Linked DNA regions of Homo sapiens: region 1 is linked to region 2. Evidence: chromatin loops called from intact Hi-C (ENCODE). Cell type or tissue: PC-9. All regions are shown on one strand. Links, peaks and the distances in the headings refer to the core of each region. The heading gives the core; the rest is flanking DNA.

The links. Hi-C counts contacts between places; a loop is a spot of excess contacts. Peaks named below come from ENCODE experiments on the same cell type or tissue, not always from the same donor. Only the 100,000 strongest peaks of a DNase experiment are listed, where the experiment ranks them.
Region 1: it touches region 2 in a loop (2.8-fold over the local background); 4 of 110 quality-filtered maps call a loop at or near these places.

Annotation. Positions count from the first base shown.
Region 1 is chr5:146,147,041-146,156,639 of GRCh38, reverse strand. It overlaps LARS1 (leucyl-tRNA synthetase 1), which reads left to right. Exons shown (of 32, transcript NM_020117.11): 11 at 2,660-2,747; 12 at 2,830-2,906; 13 at 3,413-3,466; 14 at 4,638-4,778; 15 at 6,941-7,018. Among named protein-coding and RNA genes, the nearest start is that of LARS1, 31 kb to the left of the region's middle. RefSeq lists an enhancer at 5,006-5,175. In PC-9, for the core only: no CTCF peak of the experiment used is centred there; a DNase peak (open chromatin) is centred at 4,509; H3K27ac peaks cover 495 bases.
Region 2 is chr5:146,479,639-146,489,237 of GRCh38, reverse strand. TCERG1 (transcription elongation regulator 1) reads right to left here. Exons shown (of 23, transcript NM_001382548.1): 11 at 9,327-9,383; 12 at 9,144-9,210; 13 at 8,038-8,088; 14 at 6,511-6,646; 15 at 5,609-5,698. Among named protein-coding and RNA genes, the nearest start is that of GPR151, 32 kb to the left of the region's middle. In PC-9, for the core only: no CTCF peak of the experiment used is centred there; no DNase peak of the experiment used is centred there.

The DNA.
Region 1 (9,599 bases), core at 2,355-7,354, 330 kb after region 2:
TCACTGCACCTCTGCCTCCTGAGTTCAAACGATTCTCCTGCCTCAGCCTCCTGAGTAGCTGGGATTACAGGTGCGGGCCACCACGCCCAGCTAATTTTTTGTATTTTTAGTAGAGACAGGGTTTCATCATGTTGGCCAGGCTGGTCTTGAACTCCTGACCTCGGGTGATCCACCCACCTCGGCCTCCCAAAGTGCAGGGATTACAGGCGTAAGCCACTGTACCCAGCCTTATCTACTGTATTATCAATATTTCTGAGTGTGTTTAATTCCATTTAGTGAATGCTGATCTTTGGTATCTTAAATAATTTTTTAAAAAGAAAAATATGAGTAGAGTACCATCTCAATTCTTTTAAATTGAACTATTTTATTCCTTATTTAATACTTTGATTGCAGTATATTTACAAGTCCCAAAATTCAAAAAACGCAAAAAGATACAAAAGTTCCCCATTCTAGAGGTAGTTAGTAATATCTGTGTCTTGTGTATCCTGGTAATATTTCATGTATACACAAGCGAATACACACATACTCTTTGTCCCTCTGTTTTTACACAAATGGCAATATACTTTATATGCATTGTACCACATCTTGCTTTTTAATTTGTATCTTGGCAATCATTTTGTCAGTACATAAACAGCTTCTTTATTCTTATTTTTTATAGCTACATAGTATTTCATTGTTTGGTTGTACCACAATTTACTTAACCATTCTCTATTAATGGATATTTGAATTGTTTCCTGCCTTTTTCTTTTAAAAGCAGCACTGCCACATCTCTTTAGTTCCTAATGTTGGAATTTTGTCTGAGAAGTTCTTGGGAACAGTATTAGGGACATACATGTTTTCCTATTCTTAATGCAACTTTTCTCCCTGTTAATTTGAGCAAATTCTGGCGTGAGGGACATGGATGTTATAAATTGCAAAATAGTTTCAACATTTAAAATGGTTATAATATTTAGCTGTCATCCATATGACTGCAAATTCTATAAAGGCAGGTTATAAGTACATATATGAATAAAGAGGGGTGGGTGGGAATTATGTGGAAAGGAAAAGTGTGTTCCTTAGCTAGAGCAAGAAGCTGCAAATTCTTTGTTGCCATCTGAGAATTTGGGTCTAAAATTGCTTAATCTTTTGGATTTTTTCAAGTGAAATTAGAACTATCCTTTTACTTTGTCTTCATAACTACTATTTTAAATAGATGTATAGTACCCATTCTTGTTCTTGTAACATATTTTGTTAAATCATTTTTTCTATCATTGAAAGCTTTAGTTGTTTCCAGGCTTTCCTAGTATAATTAACTCAGCATTGGGTAGACTTGTTTAAGAAAAAATAATTAGTTGTTGTTGAGTCTGAGTTACATGAACATTTTGTGGCTTTTGCTGTGGATTCCTATATTTTCTTCAAGGAGTACAATGTCACAAACAATGTATTAGTGTACTCATGTCATAATATTGACAGATTTAGTTATTATAATTATTAAAAATTATTTTTCCGGGACGGGCACGGTGGCTCATGCCTGTAATGCCAGCACTTTGGGAGGCAGAGGTGCGTGGATCACCTGGGGTCAGGAGTTCAAGACCAGCCTGGCCAACATGGTGAAACCCTGTCTCTACTAAAAATACAGAAATTAGCCAGGCGTGGTGGTGCATGCCTGTAATCCCAGCTACATGGGAGGCTGAGGCAGGAATCGCTGGAACCTGGGAGGCGGAGGTTGCAGTGAGCCGAGATCATGCCATTGCACTCCAGCTTGAGTAACAAGAGCAGAACTCCATCTCAAAAAAAAAATTATTTTTCCTCTAGTAGGTATAAAATAATGTGTTTTGTTTTACTTCATATGTATTTTATTTATATTCTTTTCTTTATTTTTTGAGACGGGGTCTCCCTCTGTCACCCAGGCTGGAGTGCAGTGGCACGATCTTGGCTCACTACAACCTCCACCTCTCGGGTTCAAGCAATTCTCCCGCCTCAGCCTTCCAAATAGCTGGGACTACAGGCGCATGCCACCACGCCTGGCTAATTTTTTGTATTTTAGTAGAGACGGGGTTTCACCATGTTGCCCAGGCTGGTCGCGAACTCCTAAGCTCAGGCAATCTGCCTGCCTCAGCATCCCAAAGTGCTGGGTTTACAGGCGTTAGCCACCGCGCTCAGCCTGTATTCATTTTTTAATTGACAGAAATTGTATTTATGGTACGCAATATGTTTTGAAATATATATACATTGTGAAATGGCTAAATTGAGGTAATTAACAAATTTATACCTTACGTACTTACCATTTTCTGTGGTGAGAAGAGTTAAAATTTAAATCAGGTGCAGTGGTATGCACCTGTAGAGCCAGCTACTTGGGAGGCTGGGACCTCAGGAGGCTTGCCTGAGCCCAGGAGCTTGAGCCTGTAGAATGCTATGATAGCACCTGTGAATAGCCTCTACACTCTAGCCTTGGCAACATAGCAAGGCTCTGTCTCTTAAAAAAATCTACACAGCAATTTTCAAGTATAAAATACATTGTTATTTCCTATAGTCACCATATTGTACAATATAGCTCTTGAATTTATTTCCATATATTTTTGATTACTAGCTTCTCAGGGCTTAAAATATTAACATAGTTTTAATTCTAATGGTCACAATGAATTACTTCACCTTTTATATTGATTTTTTTCTTATGCAGGAAATTCTTGGTGCATCACTTTCTGCACCTTTAACATCATACAAGGTGATCTATGTTCTCCCAATGCTAACTATTAAGGAGGATAAAGGTAAAGAGTTTATTTATTTCTAGAAATATTTTGATAAACACATTTTGGTTCTAGTTATTAATTCCACACTTTGTTTTCTAAGGCACTGGTGTGGTTACAAGTGTTCCTTCCGACTCCCCTGATGATATTGCTGCCCTCAGAGACTTGAAGAAAAAGCAAGTAAGTATCTGAGTTTCATGTTTGTATTTCGTCCTCACCATCTCATTGCTTAGGTGCTGCTGAACTACGCTGTGGGACTAGGCTAAAAAGCTATGCATTTATCTTTAAACTGCTATCTCTAACTTGTTTCTTGATGTTAATATATTTTCTGTGGTTTGAATTTTAAATATGTTCACAGAATTTTGAAAAAGCTTTCTGATATTCACATTTTCATTGAAATCTGGCATATGAACCTCAATTTAAGTGATATGTGTATGTCTATGTACATTTTTGCTTTTGGTTGTGTGGTTTCATTTAGGCTATTCACTATAACTTTAGCTATTAAATTTTTGAAGGTTACAGATCCCTTTTGAGATATTTGGCAAAGTTAGAAAATTGCTCTCTATGGAGAGGAGAACAAATAGAAACTTTAAAGAAACTTTTAAGAAACTTTGGAGATTGCTTCTCTCAATGATTCTCCCAGTAAAGTGTTGATCATTAGTGTTAACTTGCAAATTTTTCTGTAGGCCTTACGAGCAAAATATGGAATTAGAGATGACATGGTCTTGCCATTTGAGCCGGTGAGTACATAGATAATTCAGAATATTCACATCCATCTCTTTATCAGAGAAAAAGAAGAGCTAACATGTTTTCCTTATAACAAAATTAATTGGTGGAGTATGAAAAAGAGAGTTTGCTTAAGGATTTACTCACTTTAATTTGATACCTGCTATGGTAGATAAGAGCAAAAGGAAAACTAACAAGCATTTTCTTACCACCTGGCACCTGCAGTTCTGGAACAAATAGCTTTTTAGCATCACCAATTTTATAGTAGCTTGCTTTGCTAGTGTGATCAATTTCCTGGCTTCTAAAGATAAAATTTTGCCCTTTTCATGAATGTTTATATGTAACCATAATAACTTTAACAAAGTCCTGTACAACTCTGTTTTATGTTTCTTGTATTTTCATGTTAGTATCTATAGAAGAAAAACTTTTAAATTACTAGCAAATGATTTTCATTTCATGAAAGATCCAGAGGAATTAATATAAACCAAAAGCACAACCATCCATGAATCTAGTTGTTTACATCAGCAGGCCCCAACCTTTTTGGCACCAGGGACTGGTTTTGTGGAAGACAATTTTTCCATGGACCAGCAGGGTGTGGTAGGGGAATGGTTTTGGCATGAAACTGTGCCACCTTAGATCATCAGGCATTAGATTCTCATAAGGAGCAAGCAACCTAGATCCCTCCATGCACAGTTCACAATAGGGTTCGTGCTTCTATGAGAATCTAATGCCACCCATGATCTGACAGGAGGTGAAGCTCAGGGGGTGATGCTCGCCCGTTCCTCACCTCCTGCTGTGCAGCCTGGTTCCTAATGCCATGGACTGGTACCGGTCCACATCCTTGGGGTTGGGAACCCCTGGTTTACATCATTTTGCTAGTTTCAGTATGAATTACTTAGGTAATTATATGCCAGTGGAGGATAGAGTGTTGGGAAAGGTGTGTGTGGTGGGGGAAGGGCATTGGGGGTGTTGGTACACAGAGTATGGGTGGTTCCTGTGGAGAGTAGAAGGACAAATTTACATCTGGAAGTTAGTCACTCTGTGATTACTTAATGTGTGGCAGTGTCGTAATGACATATACAATCTGAAATGACTTAATTGGACATTAGAGGCAAAAGGACTTGTGCCCTACAGAGCTGTGTGTCCAGTCAGTGTGAACACGTTCCTGATTGCTGTTTGCTGCAGGTGCCAGTCATTGAAATCCCAGGTTTTGGAAATCTTTCTGCTGTAACCATTTGTGATGAGTTGAAAATTCAGAGCCAGAATGACCGGGAAAAACTTGCAGAAGCAAAGGAGAAGATATATCTAAAAGGATTTTATGAGGGTGTAAGTAATAATTTTTTTTAGTTTTTATTTGCTTTACTCCATGCTCTGTGATTTTCTTAATTAGAAAAAATGTAGAAAAATTTAACATAGTTTCAGCTATACATTGATTTGAGAGCTTAATATGAGAATGTATTCTATTTCCAAATTTCTAATTTTTGTTTTTATCATGTCCTTTGCCTAAAAGCATTTTCAGAAATTGTCTTTTTCGTGCCCTCTAGGAATCTCTATGGAGTGAATTTCTTGACAAGATATTTCAAATTAGTTCATATTATTATGCAGTAAACTTCAAAGATTTATTGAATGGAGAATACCTGGTCCCTTCTTTTGCTCTTTTAGTTAAGGAGTTCATATTTTAGATAAGCAGTTTTATTCAGTCCATTAATTTATTTATTAATGTCTACTAAATGCCAGGTGAGTTCAACAAACATGTTCTGAACCATTCTTTTCTCCTAATTGTGCATATGTTAATGTGGTTTATATTTCCATGGAAAGAAGGCTAGGCTAGAGAACATAAAAATCCAAACAAGTTATTAGGTGCTTCAGAGTCAAATGAAGATTTTTAAGGACATCAACAAGAATGTTTTTTAGTTTAGCTTTCCTACATTTTTCTGGATAACCAAGAATTGGTTACATTTCTTTTTTTTGAAGTGACACATATTTTGAATGATGATAAAAGCAACACTTATGTAGCACTTATATATTAATTTACTTAATTCTGAAAATAACCCCATTCTGAAGTAGGCACTCTTATCTCCAATTTACGGATGAGGAAATGGAGGCACAAAGAGATTATTAACTGATTTACTTGAGATTAGCCAGATAGTTAGCCAGTGGGAACTGGAATTCAAACTAGGTAGCCTGGCTCTGGGATTTACATTTGTGTGTGTGTGTGTGTGTGTGTGTGTGTGTGTGTGTGTGTCTATCTGACGGAGTCTTGCTCTGTCTCACAGGCTGGAGTGCGGTGGCTCAATCTCAGCTCACTGCAGCCTCCAACTTCCGGGTTCAAGCGATTCTCCTGCCTCAGACTCCTGAGTAGCTGGGACTACAGGCACGTGCCACCATGACCAGCTAATTTTTGTATTTTTAGTAGACACGAGGATTTCACCATATTGGTCAGACTGGTCTCGAACTCCTGACCCCAAGTGATCTGCCCACCTTGGCCTCCCAAAGTGCTGGGAGTATAGGCTTGAACCACTGCACCTGGCCAGATTTGTGTTCTTTTTTTTTTTTTTTTTGAGACGGAGTCTTGCTGTGTCGCCCAGGCTGGAGTGGAGTGGCTCAATCTTGGCTCACTGCGACCTCTGCTTCCTGGGCTCAAGCAGTTCTCCTGCCTCAGCCTCCTGAGTAGCTGGGATTACAGGCCCCTGCCATCACACCCAGCTAATTCAGATTTGTGTTCTTAATCACTGCATTCATTAAATATAACTTTATAATGCTGGATTAAATAGATATTGAAGTATTTTGGTATGTTAGAGGTTTAGAATGTCAAAAGAGAATGCATGTCTTTTCTACCTAAGATAGAAACAATTTGAGAGAAATATAAGAGTCATGTAGATGAAAATAAGAGTCATGTAGGTGAAAATATCTGCTTTATTACCAGAGAAAGCTGGAAGGTGATTGAGGCTTAATTGATGGCAACAATGGATAAGCTAATACTTTGCCCTAGAATGTTATTGGCCTACTGAAAAAGATAGAGGTGAAAGAGTAGGCCTCCTTCTAAGAGCAAGCTTTATCACATGGTCAGGCAAAGAATACTCACCTGCAGCAGGTGGGGTTAGAAAGAGGAGCCTAATTAGATGAAGCCGAATGTACTTAGTTCCTTCAGAAACCACCAGGAATGAGGTGAGTGAGTGTAATTGAAGTCTGTCTATGTGGAAACTTAAGAAGTGGAAGTGAGTATTCCTTCCTAATCATGCTCACACTAGGTATCTCCGTGATACCTAGTGAGGTGTGGGTATCACTGACAGAACGATAAGTGTGTTATAAATATTAGTTATCCATGCTATACCAAAATGAAAAATTATCGTTGTAAATATGATAAATTTCATACTAAAAATATTTCGGTGGGCAGAAGCAAATTTAGTTAGGGAAAATTAGGAAAGAAACTCAAGGCAGATTCTAACTGTTTTATATGTGGTTTTTCTCCCCTCTCATCCTTTTAGATCATGTTGGTGGATGGATTTAAAGGACAGAAGGTTCAAGATGTAAAGAAGACTATTCAGAAAAAGATGATTGACGCTGTATGTGATAGGCTATGCTCTGAAGGCTGTTTTAGAAGAGCTGTTAATAGACTTGACAGTGTTATTAGCAGTGAGTTCTACAGTAGAACCTGGAGCTATAATAAAAATATCATACAGTTTTGCGGCAGAAAATAGACCTATTTAGCAATTCATTTAACTTGAACATCCCATCTATAATGTTGATAAAGGTAGTGTTTTAAAGTCGATGTGTGCATAGCATGTGTAGAGAACTTTGATGATATTTCTGGCAGTGGCCATTTTAGATACTGGTAGTTACAATCCTTTCTTTCTGTGGTGTTTCTGTCGTCCTCCTCTCATCCCTCCGTTTCTGTTATAACTCTCTTCTATTTAGCTGAGTTAACCCTTTACATTTTTATTTTTGACAACTTTGTATACCCATAATACTATGAGAGACAATGGTCTGTTAGGCTTGTTGAAATAAAAAAGCAGCAATTTCCTCATCACTTTTCCATAATTTAAATTTCTCTTCCTTGGAGGGGGTAACATTTAATCGTTTTAGTATTGATCTCCAGCTCTTTTTTTTTTGAGATGGAGTTTCGCTCTTGTTACACAGACTGGAATGCAATGGCGCGATCTCAGCTCACTGCAACCTCCACCTCCTGGGTTCAAGTGATTCTCCTGCCTCAGCCTCCTGAGTAGCTGGAATAACAGGCATGAGCCACCATGCCTGGCTAATTTTGTATTTTTAGTAGAGATGGGGTTTCTCCATGTTGGTCAGGCTGGTCTCGAACTCCCGACCTCAGGTGATCCACTCGCCTTGGCCTCCCAAAGTGCTGGGATTACAGGCATGAGCCACCATGCCCGGCTAATCTCCATCTCTAACAGATCTCTGACCTAAATGCTTGTAATGTGATTTTTTTTTTTCAGGGTTAGGTATCAGCCACTAACCTCCTACTCTTGGAAGGAGTAGGAGGAAGATCAAAGTTACACTCTTTCCCCTACTTTTTGTTTTCTCTAACGTCCCACATTTATTGGTATATACTACTCCATACCCTGTCTTCTCCGTACACTGTAGTTATAACAAATGTTAGATGAATAGTTATTATTTACATTTTTGAGACATGGCTTATCCATAATACAATAATTTTTCATCCTCAGCTTTTGGTTTTCCCTGGGATTAATAGTTAGGTTTATTTTTAAAACATTCTTAATTAAAATACACTCGTCAGTACTCCATTTCTCAACTCTTTTCCAACTGTCTATTTCTTTTCTTACTCAGTTCAAACACATCAGTGTGCTTTCAGTTCCATCTCAGAGAAAGCTCTTCCAGCGCTTTCTGGCTTTAGTCTGAACTGGTTGCTTACTGTCCTGATGCACAAATCTTGGATGTTCCTCCACTATTGCTAAGAATACCCTTTGCTCCTCTTGAGCTGGATCTCCTGTTTCCTTAATCCCATGTCTATGTCCTTATATTCTTTCTCATTTTGGTGAAATTCTGCCTCTGATAGCTTTTCTGAGAAAGGGTACCTGGAAGGTAAATTGTTGTGACTTTTCATGTCTGAAATATGTCTTCTATCTTTATATTGGATTGCCTGAGTATAGATTCTGGATTGGAAATAATTTTCCCTTAAAAACCTGAAGGTATTACCTCATCATCTTTTGGTTCATTGATGCTATTAAGAAGTTGAAAACTCTTCTGGTAGTGACTGATGTTTTTGTAACTAACTTGTTTCCCCTGACTTTGGAGGCTTGTATAATCTTTTTTCTCCCAGTATCCTGAAATTTCATGATTTGCCTTGGGTGTAGGTCAATTTTCATTCATTCTACTGGGTGCTTGGTGGGCTCCTTCAATCTGAAAACTTGTGTACTTCAATTTGGGGAACATTTCTTGACTTTTTTCTTGATTATCTTATTTTTTTCTTATTCTCTATTTTCACTTTTTGAATTCCTATCATTCAGATATTGAACCTCTTAGATCCTGGCAGTCCTGTTGGTCCTCTTTGTGGGATAGTCCCTCATCATTTTCTTCCTGAGCTTTTCTTTACTATGTGCTTTTATTTACTATTTGTGTGTGTGTATGAATACAAATTTATAAGAACTTATTTTTAAAGAATCGTATGGAAAATTTCAAATGTATAAAAAAGTAGAGAGTAGAATGATAAATTCCTGTAATACCTATCACCCGGATTCAATAATTACTAATTTTGGGCCAGTTCAATAATTGTTCTTGTTTTCTGACTGATTTTTTTTTTTTTTTTAAAGAGACAGGGGTCTTGCCATATTGCCCAGGCTGATCTGGCTTTGGGCTCAAGTGATCGTCCCACTTCAGCTTCTTGAGTGGCTAGGACTACAGGCATGTGCCTCCATGCCTGGCTGATTTGTTGTAGGATGCTGTTGTTGTTTCATAGATGGGACATCTTAATCTTATTTCTCTGAGGAAGACCGTTGATATGTAATATATTTGGGTGTAAAAAGAAATGTTTTTGCTTATGGGTAGGACTTGTCACTAGGCTTCACTGGGGGAGATCTAGAAAGGGCCATTTGGGCCTTGGCGACTCCCGGTTGTTAAGTTTTTTTAGTATTGGCTTTTGGGTTTGTTAGATTTCCCTACAGAAGATTC
Region 2 (9,599 bases), core at 2,302-7,301:
ATCAATCTCAAACATTTATCATTTGTGTTGGAAAAACGTTTAATATCCTCCTTCTGGCTACTCGAAACTACTTACTATTGTTAACCAGTCATCCTACAGGGCTACACAACGCCAGGACTTAATCTTCCTATCCAGTTTTAATTATGTATCCTTTAACAAATCTCTTCCTATCCTCCCAAGTTCTCCCTACCCCTCTCAGCCTTCAGTAGCCTCTGTTCTACTTTTGACTTCTATGACATCAACTTTCTTTTGCTTCCACATGTGTGAAAACATAAGATGTTTATCTTTCTGTTCTTGGCTTATTTCACTTAACATGACTTCCAGTTCCATCGATGTTGCTGCAAATGACAGGATTTCATTCTTTTTTATGGCTAACCACATTTTCTTTATCCAGTCATCTGTTGTTGGACACCTAGGTTGATTCTGTATCTTGGTTACTGTGAACAGTGCTACAGTAAACATTAGGGTACAGATATCTCTTCAATATAATGATGTCTTTTCCTTTCAATACATACCTGATAGGGGGATTGCTGGATCATATCGTTGTTCTGTTTTTAGTTTTTCGAGGAACCTCCATACTGTTTTCCATAGTGGATATACTAGTTTAAATTCTAACCAACAGTATATAAAGAGTTCCCTTTTCTGAGTATCCTTGCCAGTATTCGTTATTTCTTCCTCTTTTATGTAAGTCATCCTAACTGAGTGAGACACCTCACTGCTGTTTTGATTTGCATTTCCCCAATGATTAGTGATGTTGAGCATTTTTTCATATATTTATTGGCCATTTGTATGTTTTGAGAAATGTCTGTTCAGATCATCTGCCCATTTGTTAGTAAGATCTGTTTTTTTCTGTTGGGATGACTGAGTTCCTTGTACATTTTGGACATTTAATTCCCTATCAAATAAGTAGTTAGCAAATATTTTCTCCCATTCTGTAGGATGTCTTCACTGTTGTTTCCCTTGCTATGGAGAACTGTTTTAATTTGATGTAACCCCATTTGTTTATTCTTGCTTGTGCTTTTGAGGTCTTATTTGTAAAATCTTTTCCCAGTCAATGTCTGGAATTATTTCCTCTATGGTTTTTTTCTAGTAGTTTTATCATTTCAGGTCATATATGTAGGTCTTTGATCTATTTTGAGTTGATTTTCAGATAGGCTAAGAGGTGGGGTTCTAATTTCATTTCTTCTGCATATAGATTTCCAGTTTTCCCAGCATCATTTATTGAAGAGACTGTTCTTGCCACAGTGAGTGTTCTTGGCACCTTTGTCAAAATAAGTTGCCTATAGATATATGGATTAATTTCTGAGTTCCCTATTCTGTTCCTTTGGTCTATGTGTCTGTTTTTATGCCAGTACCGTACTGTTTTAGTTACTACAGCTCTCTAGCATATTTTGAAGTCTGGTACTACGATACGTCCAGCTTTGTTCTTTTTGCTTAGGATTGCTTTGGCTATTTTAAGTCTTTTTTGGTTTCACAAAAATTTTAGGATTTTTTTTTTTTTTTTTTGAAACAGGGTCTTGTTCTGTTGCCTGGGCTGGAGTGCAGTAGCGGTCATAGCTCACTGTAACCTCAAACTCCTGGATCAAGTGATCCCCACACCTTAGTCTCCCAAGTAGCTTGGACTATAGGTGCACGACACCACACCTGGCTAGTTCTTGCATTTTTTTGTAGAGAGATCTCACTATGACAGTCTCAAACTCCTGGCCTCAAGTGATCTCCTGCCTTGGTTTTCTAAAGTGGTGGGATTACAGGCGTGAGCCACCTTGCCTATCCAGATTTTTTTCTTCCAGTGACATTCTGTTTTGAATGTCACTCGTATTTTGATACAGATTGCACTGAATCTGTAGATTGCTTTGGAGAGTACTGCCACTTTAACAATATTAATTATTCTGATCCATGAGCTTGGGATGTCTTTCCCTTTGTATCCTGTTCAGTTTCTTTCATCAGTATCTTATAATCTTCCTTATGGGGGTCTTTCACTTGTTTGGTTAAATTTAATTCTTAGTTATCTTATTTATTTGGCACTATTGTAAATGGGATTGCTTTCTTGATTTCTTTTTCAGCTAGTTCACTGTGTACAGAAACACTATTGTTTTGGATATTTAATATCCTGTAATTTTCCTGAATCAGTTTAGCAGTTCTTTTTTTTTGAGACAGAGTCTTGCTGTCACCCAGGGTGGAGTGCGATGGCACAATCTCGGTTCACTGCAACCTCCACTTCCTGGATTCAAGCAATTCTTGTGCCTCAGCCACCTAACTAGCTGGGATGAAAGGCATGCACCACCACCCCTGGCTAATTTTTGTATTTTTAGTAGAGATATTTTTAGTAGAGATGAGGTTTCGCCATGTTGGCCAGGCTGGTCTCGAACTCCTGACCTCATGTGATCCGCCTGCCTTGGCCTCATAAAGTGCTGGGATTACAGGCATGAGCCACCACGCCCACCCTGAATTTATCAGTTCTAAGAGATTTTTAGTAGCATCTTTAGGTTTTTCCATATGTAAGATCCTGTCATCTGCAAAAAGAAACAAGTTGACTTCTTCCTTTCCAATCTGGATACCCTCTATTTCTTTCTCTTGCCTAATTGCTCTGGCTAAGACTTCCAGCACTATGTTGACTAAGAGTGGTGAAAGTGGGTATCCTTGTCTTCTTCCAGTTCTTAGAGGAAAAGCTTTTAAAATGTTTATTTTGAAATAAGATAAGAGAGAACTTATTTTAAAGTGTTAATAGCATAACGACTATCTATGTCAGAACCTAGTAGCATCCTTTATGCAAATGGTCTAGTTTTTATGGAAAATGTTATTCAATTAAAATTTGTCATAACAAATAAAACAAAAACATTTCAGACCCCTTAAGTAAACTTTATCAAAAGAAAATTCTAAGTTAAAATTTATGGTTACAATTATATAAAATACATCTTTTATAATGATACAGAATGTACACGAATCTACAAATAACTAGAAAAGGACAACTGAAATATAATTTTGTATTACAAGGCATTTCCAATGAAGTTATTAGTGTTTTCTAAATCAAAGCACAAACTGCAAATATGAAATTACAAAGTGCAAATGTGTAATGTGCAACCTAGCACCTTTCTGGTTGTTCATTTTATACTCCTATGCAAATAATAAAACCAAGTATTCAAAAAACGTGTTTATTTTTAAATGCCAAATGTTAACTACTACTTCTTCTCAGTTCTTACATTCTGATTGTTGAGAGAAGAATTCTATTTAAAAGCCATGAAAGGCCAGGCGTGGTGGCTCACGCCTGTAATCCCAACACTTTGTGAGGCCAAGGCAGGCGGATTACTTGAGGTCCGGTGTTCAAGACCAGCCTGGCCAGCATGGTGAAACTCTGTCTCTACTAAAGATAGAAAAATTAGCCGGGCATGGTGGTGCACGCTTGTAATCCCAGCTACTTGGGAGGCTAAGGTGGGAGGATCACTTGAACCCTGAGAGGCAGAGGCTGCAGTAAGATGAGATGGCGCCACTGCACTCCAGTCTGGGCAACAGAGCAAGACTCCATCTCTAAATAAATAGATGCATAAAATAAATAAATAAATAAATGGCATGAGAACTTTTAACTAGAGATTTTATTGAAAACAGAACACTAGAATAATATTTTCTCTTTTCAAACGTAATTCTATTAAGGAGATACCACCATCAGCTTATAGAATGCTTCAAAAATTGGGAAAGAACTATAGTTCTCAATATGTTACTTCTAATTTCACTATAACACTCAGTACCAGGAGGAATACGTCATAAAAGTTTTAAAGCCTTCAGAGATATTTAGATTAGGCAATGTTCCAGGCACTACAAATAAAGCAATGAAGACAAAGTTTCTAGCCTCATACAATTTATATTTTGCAGGAGGAGGAGACAAATAATAAAAACATAATTTTATACAATTAGAGCCATGAGCACCATAAAGAAATTAGAAAAGGCAAAGAGACAATACTTAGATTGATTAGAAGGCACTGGGACAAGTACCTTAATGAAATGAAGCTGGCTGTACTAACACCTGGAGGAAAAACAGTCCAGGCAGAAGGAATAGCAAACACCAGAATGACTGGCTTGTTCAAGTAATATCAGGGCCAGTGTGGCTGTAATCAACAGACATTAAAAAAGACCATCAAGAGGTATACAGGGGTAAGTCTATGTAGAATATTAGAGACCATGAAAAGAGCTTCAATTTTATTCTCAATGAAATGGAAAGCACTAAACAGTTTTAAGCAAGGGAACAGTGACTTAATTTAGTATCACTTAAACTTTAAAATTAGCCTGGCTGCTGTGTGGAAAAAGAACTTGACTAAAGAGGAACAAGAACAGATGGAATGAAGGAGATCAACAATAGGCTACACAGATGATAAGGGTTGTTTATGGTGGCTTGGATTAGGGTGTTAATGGGGGAAATGATTAATAAAAGGTGAGATTTTGAAAATTTTTTGAAGGTAGATTATAGATTTGCTGATAAGACTGTAAAGGGGAAGTGGGAAAAGTAAGGAATCAAGGCTAATTTATAAATTTTGATAGAGCCATAAACTGAAATGAGAATAAAAAACTCACACAGAGTTTGTTTTTTAAAAAAGATACAAAGCTTAAAATGAAGATGCAAATACATTAAGGAAGTTATGTCTTTCTATTCCAAGTACTAAAATACATATCTGGCACATTGTAAATTTTCTCCCTTCATTCAAGTCCATGATTAGACCTACATGCATAATGGTACACACCATGTGAAGAATTATTTCAATTGTTACATTAAAAATATCAAAGATGGGCACTACTGTTACCAAATGAAATCTTACAGCTTAACAGCACTATAGCAAGTGGTTCCACATACTCACCATTTTATGGAGATCAGTGTCAGGATAGTTCAGGTAATTCAGAAATTAAGTAAGTTGGAAGTGTGCAATGCTTTAGAAGAGGCAATCACGAAATGATATGTGTCACTGAATCATCATGGGAATAAAAAGCAACACTAATTCAACAGGGACCCTTAAGTATCCACTGTTTTTCTGAGTTTATGATGGAAACAGATATTTTAACAGATGCTACTTAGATGTGAACTTTGTATATGCAGTTGTGTATAAGACATAAACCTATGTTCAAGTACTATCTACAGGACACACACACACATATATATGTACATACTGACACATAATGGTCAAGAAGGCTGTTCAGTATTCAATAATAAACCAGTGTTCAACGGTAGTCATATCTATTAGTTGGGATTACAGTAGCTTTTTTATCCTTTTTACTCATCTGTATTTTGCTATTTTTCTACTCTAAATTTGCATCATTGGCCCAAACAAGCAAATTAGTAAATGCATTTGAAATCAATTTTAAAACCATACTACACATAACCTAGGTATATGAGGCATAAGGACAAAATGTTTACAAGACAACAGCCATGCTCATAAGGGCAAAAATATCCAAGAATTTTGAAGTAGAAATGTCCACACACAGACACATAATATGTTCTAAGATGCAAGACTATATTTTTGAAATGCTGTATCAGAAAAAAAAGGGATGGTACTTTATTCCTTATAATTTAAAAACTATGTTGGCAAGAGATATACATTCTTAGTTAATGCCATTTTCCTTTTACCTGTTTTCTCTCTTTAGGATTGAGAAGTAAGTACCGGGGATCAAAAACTATCTTGTGCAACTCCTTCTCCCACGTTGAAAAAGCAGACACCTTTAAAATAAAAACGTATTGCCTCATAATTAAGTCTCCTCTAAAAATATAAAGGTCATAATTTTGCTTGAAATCTACAGGATATCTGTTTATAAAGGAGACATAAAACCATACTGAAGTTTCCATCACTAATAAATGACAAGCAGTGGGAGGCTAGCAATAGCAAATTTCCACACTAATTGGCTCTGAACATTCCTATATTATATAGAAATAACAGACACTTAATTACTCATTAAAATAACTACTACTGTGTGACATTTTAAAAATCAGTACATCAGAAAAAGCCTTGAAGATTTATATTTTGATTTCTCATGCTTGCTCCAATCTTGTGAACAATGTTGTGATTTAAAATTGAACAATTTTACTTATTCAAATGAATCTGTGAATATAACCAAATAGTTGAAATCCCTTCTCAATTAAATTGCAAATAATAATATCACAAAGTATCAGTTCTCCTTTAACAAAAGCCATTCTCAAGATATTAAAGGAAGAATAATCATATATACCTTACCTATCCCAAGCAGTCCGCCATTCTGTAATGTTAATACTCGTCTTATATTACTCACCACAATTTAATGACCCAATAAATGTTAAGTGTTATTTGTACTTAAAAGGACAGTAAAATGGCATTTAGTTAAATATGATAAGATTAGCCAAGAAAAAGGCTGTTGCAAAAAATGTACAGTAATTTTAAAAATCCCCTTATCCCCCCCCATAACATGAGCACTAACCTTAGATTTGACCTTTTAGCAAGACATATTTATATTACTTATACAAAACAGAAATATCTCCCCCAAAGATTGTTTTCTGACCCCTCTCTCTAGCAGCATGTCCTTGAACTGCTTCATTCGAGCCTCCAGAGGGACAATGGCCCTTTCTCGGGCAGCTTTAATTTCAGCTTCCATGGCAGCTTCTTTCTCTGAGTCAATGTCTTTATTATCGTCTCTCCTATAAAAAATAAAATATAAGACATCAACTGACAAAATATTAATTCTCAGATCTTATTAGAAATCTTAAAATCAAAGGAATTTTCAAGACTCACTACTGAGCAGCATATTTTTGGCAAAAACAAATTATATTGAGGGTTTCAAATGAACTCTAAGGGATAAATAACTTTCATAATAACAAAATTAAAATGGGCTTCTAATGATTTACAATGGCTACATTATTAGGAAAAAAATACACCTTTAATGGGCTGTCTCTCCCTGACACTGGTTAATAACATAAAAAGGGAGCAACCTTACTTAAAAAAAAAAAAGTTTAACACTGCAGTAAACCTCTATGTGTCAGAATCAAACAGCACAAAATATAATTTTTTTAGTTCTTGAAATATAGAAAAAACAGTATTTTCCAAAATGTTTTACATTATAAACACATAAAATATTTTGTAAAATCTAATAAAAATTGGTATTAAGTGGTATAATGTTTTAGTAATCTCAAACATTCATTTTAAAAATAAAACTAAAATATCTGCAATCTTGGCCAAGTGAATATGTAAGATATATACCTTACCTACCTGACTTTTTATTACTCACTTTCTGGGTGATAAGTTGAGATTTAAGTTGAAGGACAGGTCCCAGAGAGCAACATGGGCCCAGGAGTAGTTAGGTGGAATTAGAACTGTTCATCAATGACTAAACTACTTCTTGTTCCTCCAAAAATGCACCTCAGGTGTAAGGGCAACCCTGTTTCTGTGTGGTACTCAAGTGAAATTGTAAACATGGAATCACGGCACCTCTCAAATATATGCACTATGAAAAAGGCCCATTCACGTAAATAATCCAAAAAAGTATGTAATTCAATAATATCTGGGTGTATTTTAGCAGATCTTCCTTCTTAAATATGATCTGCTAAGTATATTTTAAAAATTGGCTCTTATTCCCTATACAAACTTAAGGGAATTAGGAAAACAGAACATGTGGAAATTCAAAAGCATGCTATACAGGAAACTGTAGGTAGCCCCAGAGATTTAAATGGAACTAAGGCTAACCCACAAATGCAAGTGAGAGGTACTTAGCAACTTAGGCAATGAATCAAAAGAAATAGAAGACATAGTCCGTGACCTGCAGGAACTTAGCGAGATAGTCTGTGACCTAAGATATGCACAAAACAAACAGGTAAAAGCAATTTGCCAAACAATATACCCTCTTATAATAATAATTTTAAAACTATTTAAATAGTTAGAGTTAAAAGACATCCAAGAAGTAACTAATAAAAACAAATAACCTTTATAGAACTATACTAAATGAAAATGTCACAATACAAACTATCACTATCTATCTCAATAAAGGAAATAAAAGAAAAACTAAGCCAGGAAAAACAGGCTTTTAGCTTTGTACCTAAATAGAGAAGCTCGGGCAATCCACATAAAGGACTTCTTTGACATTCTCCTGATAAAAGCAGTTAAAAACCTTACAGAGTTGTCTATAAGAACAAACAATTAAAAACAACCTAAAAGTTTAACATCGTAGGAACATCCAAAATTATGGTACATAAACAGAATGAATACAGTCATTTATAATAATTAACAAAACAAATGTCTTATTCTAGGTTTTTTTTTTTTAAAAAAAAAGCACAAAATCAGTTAATCACAACTAATAAAAATTACATTTGGTCAAGAACTAAAAAGTCAATTGCAAAAATGAGAATAGCTATGTTACGCTGATAAATTATGAGTGATTCTTTCATATCTTTTATGTTGTTGCCAATAAAGAAATTTTTTTTAAAAGAACTACCCTTTATAGGGGTTGTCCTACTGATTTCTTTGCCATAATTTGGCTGCATTCAATCTGTCCTTTTCAGATAAGGACTACAATTAACCAGTTCCTGTTAATGTCTTCAAACTTTCCTTTTTGCTGCTAAATAATGGTCCCATTCCCCATACATGCATACCCTCTACCCCATCCTTCCCCCCGCCATAACATTTACATTTTACCCAACTCTAGAGCACTGGCCAAGCTAATGCCTCTACTTCTTAGCAGTCTCTTTCTCGCAGAGCACTTCCTAAGCTTATGGGTTCTCTCCTCACCAAGGAGTTAATGACCAGACTCAAGGACTAGGTAAGTCGTAAGATAACCATATAAAGAGGGAGAAGTCTGTGTCTGTTTTTATGAGATCTCTGGAATGGTATCCATTGGGGTCTAAATGAGGGAGGAAACTAACTTTTCATAAAATTGAGACCTAATAAATTTCCAAAAAGAATTAATTCCAAAACTATCATTTGGAGTCATAATACATATATGAATACCCAAATCTTCTACAAATCTAGCAAAAGAAGGGACACATTTTCTACAATGAAAAACAAAGCTATTTATTATCAGGCCTAAGAGAGCAATCATGCCTCCTAACAACATTCACATTACCTGTCCCTTCCAATCACAAATTATTACCAAATCGACTTTTAAAAGATATAATCTACCTCAATCAAATCGTATGTATTACTTACTTCCGTTTTTTTGCTTTAACAGGCTCATCTTCATTAATTTCTTCCATTAATTCTTGTTCCTCTTTAACTATAAGACAAAATTTAATTAAAATATTTAGGAATGAATCCTTCTGCTAATCACTACCAGAACACTTGCTTTAATAGTATTAAAAAGAAGCTGCAATTTATGGTTAGTTCACTCACTTGCACTCATAGAGAATTGCCACTTTTGGATCGACAGCATTGTCGGAGTTGGGTGCCCTGGCAAAAACATTTCAAATATTGTTACAAAGTCATTTGCATATATTTCACAAACTTTTCTTTTTAAAAATTACTGTTTACATAATATATTCACCTCTTAATATTCATCCCTTTATAAAACATTAAACAAAGCATAATTCTACACTTCCTCTATTTATCCTCCCTTTACATTAAATTTAATTCATTTTGAAATGTTTCTTGCCCAAACCTTAAATT